Regions from separate parts of the Homo sapiens genome. Here region 1 is linked to region 2. A link is an interaction called in ENCODE POLR2A ChIA-PET data of the cell type or tissue named here. Cell type or tissue: GM12878. All regions are shown on one strand. Links, peaks and the distances in the headings refer to the core of each region. The heading gives the core; the rest is flanking DNA. Region 1 overlaps TNPO3 (transportin 3). Region 2 has its middle 80 kb from the start of LINC01000.

Region 1 (4,403 bases), core at 321-4,320, 490 kb after region 2:
ATCTTAGAGGCTTCACCTATACAGCTGTAAAAATACTCTCTGGTAACATTTCAGCACCATGGTACAAGTGAGGGAAATACAGGACAGGTAGTCTGAGTAATATCAACTTCCTAAGAAATAAATTTGTTTTTAAGTTTAACAGAGCTTAAAAATCTGGGAAACAGTATGGCAGTTCCCCCAAATAAGTAAACAAATAAATATAGAATTACCATATGATACAGCAATTCTAATTCTAGGTATACTGTATATCTAAAGAATTGAAAGCAGGTACTCCCACAAGTATTTATACACCCATGTTCATAGCAGCATTATTCACAAAGGTGCAAGCAAGTGTCCATTGATGGATAAATGGATAAGCCAAACGTGGTATATATACATACAACGGGATATTATTCAGCCTTAAAAAGGAAGGAATTTCTGACAATGCTACGCACATGGATGAACCCTGAAGATATTATGCTAAGTGAGAATAGCCCATCACAAAAAGGCTAAATACTGTATGATTCCACTTACATGAGGTACCAAGAATAGTCACATTCATAGAGACAGAAAGTAGAATGGTGGTTGCCAGGGATTGGGGCGGGGAGCAAATGGGCACCTATTTTGTTTAGTGGGCATAGATTTAGTTTTACAAGATGAAAAAGTTTTGAAGATGGATGATGGTGATGGTTGCACAACAATGTCAATGTATGTAATACCACTGAACTGCACACTTAAAAATGGTTAAAATGACTGGGCACGGTAGCTCATGCCTGTAATCCCAGCTACTTGGGAGGCTGAGGAGGCAAGATAGCTTGAGCCTGGGAGTTTAAGGCTGCAGTGAGCTATGATCGCACCACTGCACTCCAACCTGGGCAACAGAACAAGACCCTGTCTCAGAAAAAAAAAAAACGTTAAAATGCTAAATTTATGTTTTGAATGTTTTGCCACAAAAAAAAAAAAATCTATAAAACCTACTTTCCATTTCCTCCATAAACATCAGTGCAATCAATCACTGTAAAAGAATGCTGAAGAAATATCTGAAAAACTTTGGAAAAACTATTGTAATTAGAAAATATAGTAGTACCCTGATAATTTTACATCCTAAATCAAACTATCAACTTTGGCCCAAGGCCTGGCAAGACAAGAAACTAATCAAAATATGGAGAAATGCCACCACATAACAGACTACCATGGCAACAGAAATACTGTCACAAAATCACAAACATAGACTCCAATACTTCAAAGACATGAAATGTTCTATATTTGTACCGTACAGTACTTGGAATGTGGGTAAGTGCAAATAAGAAACTGATTTTAGGCCGGGCGCAGTGGCTCATGCCTGTAATCCCAGCACTCTGGGAGGCTGAGGTGGGTGGATCACGAGATCAGGAGATTGAGACCATTCTGGCTAACACAGTGAAACCCCATCTCCACTAACAATACAAAAAATTAGCCAGGCATGGTGGCATGCACCTGTAATCCCAGTTACTCGGGAGCCTGAGGCAGAATTGCTTGAACCCGGGAGGTGGAGGTTGCAGTGAGCCAAGATTGCACCACTGCACTCCAGCCTGAGTGACAGAGTGAGACTCCGTCTCAAAAAAAAAAAAAAAAAAAAAAGAAACTGATTTTAACTTTTACTTAATTTTAAGTTTAAATAGTCACACTAGACTGGTGGCTACTACACTGGATGACACAGCTACATTGGTACACTCTCTGGGAGAAAGATCTTTGGTTTTCATTATTTACATACTCCCAGTTTCTATCAGTGCAAGGCACAGAGTATTCCTAGACTGAACTCATCTACTGAAGTTGTATAGGAATATTTTCTATTTTCTAGAAGGCTTTCCTTTCAAAAGCATGTTTTGACTGGAAGGTGCAAGCATAAGCACACACAAAAAATGCCTAAACTTTCAAGATAAATCAGTAATGACCAGAGAAAAGCCAAAAACCCTAGGTTTTATAACCAGGCTAAAGAATCAATAAATTCCAAAAAGGAAAAGTACTAGCAAAGAAGTTTGAAGCTGATATTCCATGACCCATGTATTAATGTGTTCTCACACTGCTAATAAAGACATACCCAAGCCTGGGTAATTTATAAAGGAAAGGGGTTTAACTGACTCAGTTTCACATAGCTGGGGAGGCTTCACAATTATGGCGGAAGACGAAGGAAGAGCAAAGCGACGTCTTACATGGCGGCAGGCAAGAGAGAGCTTGTGGAGGGGAACTCACATTTATAAAACCATCAGAACTTGTGAGACTTATTCACTACCACAAGAACAGTATGAGGGAACCCCCCATCATGATTCAATTACCTCTACCTGGCCCCACCTTGCCACAAATCGGGGGGTATTATTACAAGGTGAGATGTGGGTGGGGACATAGCCAAACCATATCAACCCAAGACCTTTCTGATATGATATCTAAGAAGAAAATTCCTATGGACATGTGATAAACCAAACATGACAATGCCAACTTAGTCTATCAAAGCATGACTTTACTTCATCTGCTTTGTGCTTTTGATGCTTTCCATCAAAAAGCTGCATACACCCATGCTGAAGCATGCCTATTCAGTTTCCATACTGAACTATAAAACTTTTGAGGTAATATCTAACCCAAAGATTGTCTCTGTAAAAGTTATCTCCTACTTACAACTTAAATTAAAAACTTATAACTGAGTCGCTTAAGTAATTGGCCCTATGAAGAGATGGTCTTTCCTTCAATAGCTCTCTACAACTTCTACTAATTTTGGTTAGTAGGGGTGGACAAATGAAACTACTAAATATACAGGACAGGCTACTAAGATTCCTTTAAGATCTGCCTCAAAATACTCTCTTTCAGAACACTTTGAAGTTATCAGTGATATCTATCTATCACATAAAACAACCATGGCTGTACATCTCCAAAAATTTTGGTGGAAGTTTAGAGCAATGAATACAGATTCTTCAGAAAATGGCTGTTTTATACAAATATTAGAGAAAGAGAAAAGATGCTAACTCACAGTACAGGCTAAAGCATATTCAAATTATACCTCTATACCACGTCTACTGTCACCAGGTCATTCGAACTATACTCAATTACTCTCGGATTAGTTAGGTGGGGTGGTAGAGAAGAATAAGGATAATAGTTTCACAAATACATATTCTTGAAAGTAGTTTTTTAGCAAACCACACAAATTCTATGCCTTACCAATTTCAAATGGATGTTAAAACACTATAGTTATTACTACAGTTAAAACACGCTTTTGTTCCAGTAGACAAAATCTTCCGGAAAGAAAAAAACCACCACACACATTACTTTTGGTTACAAATGCCATTTAGTGACCACTTAAAGAGAGCCTTGGCCAGGCACAGTGACTCATGTCTGTAATCCTAGCACTTTGGGAGTCTGAGGTGAGAGAAGTGCTTGAGCCCAGGGGCTTGAGACCAGCCTGGGCAACATGGCAAGACCCTGACTCTACAAAAAATACAAAACATTAGCCAGGTATGGTGGTGCATGCCTGTAGTCCCAGCTGTCCAAGAGGCTGAGGTGGGAAGATCACCTGAACCCAGGCTCAGGTGAGCAAGGCTGCAGTGAGCAGTAATCACACCTCTGCGCTCCACAGCCTGGGTAACAGAGTGAGACCCTGTCTCAAAAAACTAAATAAATAGACCAGGTGCAGTGGCTCACACCTCTAATCCCAGCACTTTGGGAGGCCAAGGCGGCCAGATCACTTAAGGCCAGGAGTTTGAGACAAACCTGGCCAACATGGCAAAACCCCAATCTCTACTAAAAATACAAAAATTAGCCGGGCATGGTGGCATGTGCCTGTAGTCCCAGCTACTTGGGAGGCTGAGGCAAGAGAATTGCTTGAACCCAGGAGGCGGAGGTTGCAGTGAGCCAAGATGGTGCCACTGCACTCCGGCCTGGGCAACAGAGTGAGACTCTGTCTCAAAAAATAAATAAACAAAGAGAGCCTTATTGAGTCAAAAAGTTCCTCTCCCTTTCTGTACCTGAATATTTGCAAGTATGAAATGAGGGCAACATATACATCTCATAAAGGATTTAAAAAAAAAAAAGAAAGAAAAAAAAAGACTGGAAAGACTGAAGAGCATTAAAGGTGCTGAATATTGTTTATTTTTAACCATGTATATGGTGAAAAGTGACAGCAAAAATAAATAAAACTCGCAGATAAAGAAAAATGTGAGTTATCCAACTGAGTATCTGCATGTATGCACTTCTGACAATCAACATTTTTAAGAACCTGTGTGTGAAGTGTCTTGATTGTTTATCTTAATAACCATGGTTTATTTCTTCAACTATGGGTATTGGACTACATAAACAAATGTGACAAGAATCCCAGTCTAGTAGGGGAGGCAAAACACTTATTTTCAAAAAGGTTTATAAAAAGGCAAACACAATGAAGTAAAGTTCTCTAGGCATTC
Region 2 (4,403 bases), core at 291-4,290:
ATTTATTATTTTGAGACTGAGTCTCACTCTGTCACCCAGGCTGGAGTATAGTGGCGTGATCTTGGCTTACTGCAACCTCCGCCTCGCAGTTTCAAGTGATTCTTCTTCCTTAGCCACCTGAATAGCTGGGACTACAGGCGTGCGCCACCATGCCTGGCTAATTTTGGAAGTCTTAGTAGAGACAGGGTGTTGTTGTGCTGCCCAGGTCTCGAGCTCCTGACCTCAAGTGATCCACTTGACTCAGCCTCCCAGAGTGTTGGAATTACAGGTGTGAGCCACTCTGCCTGGCCGTGATTTTATTTTAAAAGTATGTCACTCACAAGAAAAAACACTGTCAGGATTTCTTGTGATGCACCTCACAGCTGATATGTCAAAATGCCAGTTTTATTTCTCATTTTAAAATTTTGTTTTAGAGGCAGGATCTTGCTCTCTTGCCCAGACTAAAGTGCAGTGGTGCAGTCATAGCTCACTGCTAGCTCATTGCTGCCTCAAACTCCTGGACTTAAGTGATCCTCACAACTCAGCCTTGCAAGAAGTGAAGACTACAGTCATGCACTACCATACCCAGCTTTTTTTTTTTTTTTTTTTTTTTTTTTTTTTTTTTTTTAGTGGAGACCGGGTCTCACCGCATTGCTCAAGCTGTCTTGAAGTCCTGGCCTCAAGTGGTCCTCCCGCCTTAGACTCCCGAAGTGTTGGGATTACAGGCATGAGCCACCACATGCAGCTCAAGACACCAGTTGTTTTTTTCTTCTTTTTTTCTATTTTTTGTTTTTATTTTTGAGACACCATTTAAAAAATGCTTTTAATACACTTTGTTTTCAAATTTTTTTGAGACATATTCTTGCTGTGTCACCCAGAATGTTGGGTGGAATGTTGACTCCTGCATCTTATTATTATACCAATTCCAGGCTGGAGTGCAGTGGTGCGATCAGGGCTCACTGCAACCTCTATCTCTTGGGCTCAATTGATCTTCCTACCTCAGCCTCCTTAGTAGCTGGGACTACGGGTGCATGCCATCATGCCTGGCTAATTATTTATTTATTTTTGTAGAGATGGGGTTTTGCCATGTTGCTCAGGCTGGTCTCAAACTCCTGGGCTCAAGTGATCCTCCTGCCTCGGCCTCCCGAAGTGCTGGGATTACAGGTGTGAGCCTCCGCACCCAGTCAATACACTTTAATCCAAGTCAGTGTCTATTTAAATTGTAAGTTAGTTTAACTCTGAACCATGAGCCTGTACCTTGGAAATATGTAATTTAGAGTCATAAGTAACAGTTATCTAGCTGAGAGTCATATGTGGGTTATACCAAATGTACTGCCATCATGTGATTATAGGTTAGTAGTGTAATTTTTGGAATTGGTAGGTCACAGATGAGATTGCTATGGCTTGGTGGAAAGCTCTCCGAACTGTCTTCTCCAGGCAGATAGGTAGAACCTGGAACCAGTGCTAGGACGTGTGTGTATGTAGGAGGTAGTCATTGGTGATATGAACTTAAAGTTGCTATCTTAACTTCTGGGCCTTGAAGGAAGGCCATATTAGTGATGTCTGCTTAGTTCTTTATAGTAAACTTGTTAACGCTTGTGCCACAGTCAAGAACCAGAACTGGAATGTTGACTCCTGCATCATCTTACACCAGTTCCAGTAGGAATTTTGTTATACAGTTTCTACTGGAGATGGCAGTGGGATTTTTTTTCTTTTTTTTCCTCATATGTGAAGTAATAGTCTCTTCACAACAGAAGAAGCCACAAAACTAAACTTATTGGTCACTGAATTTTCTTCAAGGTTACGTACCTCTTTGGTATTTTAAATCTAGATTATGTTGATTTTTATATTTTTGTTCTCATTTTTCTATTTCTTTGTTTTCTTTACTGTGAATGTGCTCCAGGATTTTGTACAGAGCTTCTAGTTTCTGTCTGTAATTTAAATATTGAATTTGTTCTCGATAAAAGAGAACTTTTTAGCATAAAGAGAAAGCTAAAAACATAGATTATAGGCCCCATAATGAAATATATAGTAGTTGCATATGGCTATTGCTTCTATGTGTATTGGAATTGTACTGTTTTCTCTTAGGATTTGTTTTTTCTTTAATGATTAATTTCCAGTTATATAAAGAATGTTTGCATACTTTTATAATAATGAGAACTGTAATAGCTCATTTTCCGCTCAGCAGATGATTTTGGAGATCTACCAGGTAGATGTTGATACATACAGACCTAGTTTGGGTCATTGTTCTTTAAATAATCATCCTGTAAACACATTTATTTACAGTGTTTTGTCACTTATTGAAAGTGGGTTTTTTTTTTTGGCGGGGCGCAGTGAGTCACATCTGTAATCCCAGCACTTAGGGAGGCTGAGGCAGGAGAATCACTTGAACCCAGGAGGTGGAGGTTGCGGTGAGCCGAGATTGTGCCATTGTACTGCAGCCTGGGCAAAAGAGCAAAACTCTGTCTCAAAAGAAAAAAAAAAGGTAAACTTTTTTTCACTTGACCTAGAACTCTTCTGTTTATACACATCAAGTAAGAACTTAACAGATTTCACATCTGTTTCACTTCTAGGAATGTTGTAAGGTCTCTGGGAGTCAAACTATTTTGATTGCTATTTTGACTCTGGTATGGTGTGAAAAGGTAGTACTACTAGTGACTAAAATAAAAAGCATAGAGACCTTTAGTTTTTTTAAATGGCGTTATCTTCTTTACTGGAGTTTGACTTTGTTGGCAGCTATGCTTCTTTATACCTAGGCAGGCTTAACTTTTGTCTTCTGTTCTCAGTCCCTTTTAAGCAGCCAATTTGGTCTAAGGAGGAAATGAAAACTTCAGAAACTCAGTAAATGTTGACATTTAAACATTTACAGGAGTGAAAGATTAACCTATGGTCTCTACAAATTTTTCTTAGTTTATATGAGCCTCCTTCGTGGTGCTAAAGGGCTGGTAGTCAACATTTGCATCTTAACCTCAGTGTTCATGGATTTATAATTTATCCACAGAATTTTCTCTAGGCTTGTAACTAAAGTATTTTTTAAGATCCCCCTAGAAAAAAAAGTACATTTTAAGTATATTAGAAACATGTTTTATTTTTGCAAACTGTACTCTTTTAAAAACAAGAAACTTGACTCTTGTTCATCTTCTAAACTGTCCATTTGATTTTTTTACTTAGAAAATTATTATCAGCAGGAGACGGGAGGTAGTTTAAATGTTGTCATAGACAATAGAACTTTTATGGAGAGATCTTATCAAAATTAGTTTTGATTTAACAAATCAGACTAGTTAAATTTCTTTAAATTTGTGAAATTAAGAAATTTAAACTAGTAAATTAAAAAAATTTCCTGGTTTTTTTTTTTTTTGAGTCTGTGGGTGGCTCTTTTAAAGGATAATTTTCCCTCCCAAGTGATATGGATATTAGTAAGCATTCTCCCAGATAGCTATTATATAGCAAATGACAAGTAACAGACTATTTTACTAAGAAAATAAGATAAAATGCCACATAGTTAAACTTAAATAATGTGGACAAAGAAGCATTTAATGTACAAGAGTATGAATTTACCATTCAATTTATGGTTTTAGGAAAACTAGAAAAGAGGAGGAAAAAACAGTAAATATGCAAGAAGAAATAAATACATTGCAAAACAGAAGAATGGGAAATAATCAAGAGTTGGAAAATTAGGAAACAAAAGGCAAAATGAAGGAGAGTACATCAGATATAACAAAAGGTACTGAGGACTTACAAAAAGAAAATACTGGAAGTGAATGTTGTTATATGAAAGTCTCAATGCATAAATAATTTCAAAGATACTAGGAATTAATACTGACGAAATAAGACATAAAAATCAGAATAGGGGCCAGGCGCGGTGTTTCATGCCTGTAATCGCAGCACTTTGGGAGGCCGAGGGCAGGCAGATCACCTGAAGTCAGGAGTTTGAGACCAGCCTGGGCAACATGGTAAAACCCTGTCTTTACTAAAAATACAAAAATTAGCCAGGCGTGGTGTGCGCTTGTAATCCCAGCTACTTGGGAGGCTGAGGCACAAGAATTGCTTGAACCCGGGAGGTGGAGGTTGTAGTGAGCCGAGATCGCACCACTGCACTCCTGCCTGGGCAATAGAGTGAGACTCCATCTCAACAACAACAACAACAAAACCAGAATAGACTCCTGTAACCAAGAAAAAAATTGAGGCGATTATAAAACTACTTCCTCCTCTCTAGGTGTTGATTTCTCCTAACCTTTTATTTTATTTATTTATTTATTTATTTATTTATTTATTTTTTGAGACAGGGTCTTGCTCTGTCACCCAGGCTAGAGTGCAATGGTACAAACATAGCTCACTGCAGCCTCGACCTCCTGGGCTCAGGCAGTTCCCCTACCTCAGCCTCCCAAGTAGCTGGGACCACAGGCATGGGCCACCACACCCGG

What was found. ChIA-PET counts read pairs that join two places held together with the same protein. Peaks named below come from ENCODE experiments on the same cell type or tissue, not always from the same donor. Only the 100,000 strongest peaks of a DNase experiment are listed, where the experiment ranks them.
Region 1: POLR2A ChIA-PET joins it to region 2 with 5 read pairs; 1 of 35 experiments calls an interaction of 5 or more read pairs at or near these places.

The regions. Positions count from the first base shown.
Region 1 is chr7:129,044,619-129,049,021 of GRCh38, forward strand. The region is part of intron 1 of TNPO3 (transportin 3); the gene reads right to left. Among named protein-coding and RNA genes, the nearest start is that of TNPO3, 8.3 kb to the right of the region's middle. In GM12878, for the core only: no CTCF peak of the experiment used is centred there; no DNase peak of the experiment used is centred there; H3K4me3 peaks cover 678 bases; H3K27ac peaks cover 361 bases.
Region 2 is chr7:128,558,758-128,563,160 of GRCh38, forward strand. No RefSeq gene overlaps it. Among named protein-coding and RNA genes, the nearest start is that of LINC01000, 80 kb to the right of the region's middle. In GM12878, for the core only: no CTCF peak of the experiment used is centred there; a DNase peak (open chromatin) is centred at 2,781.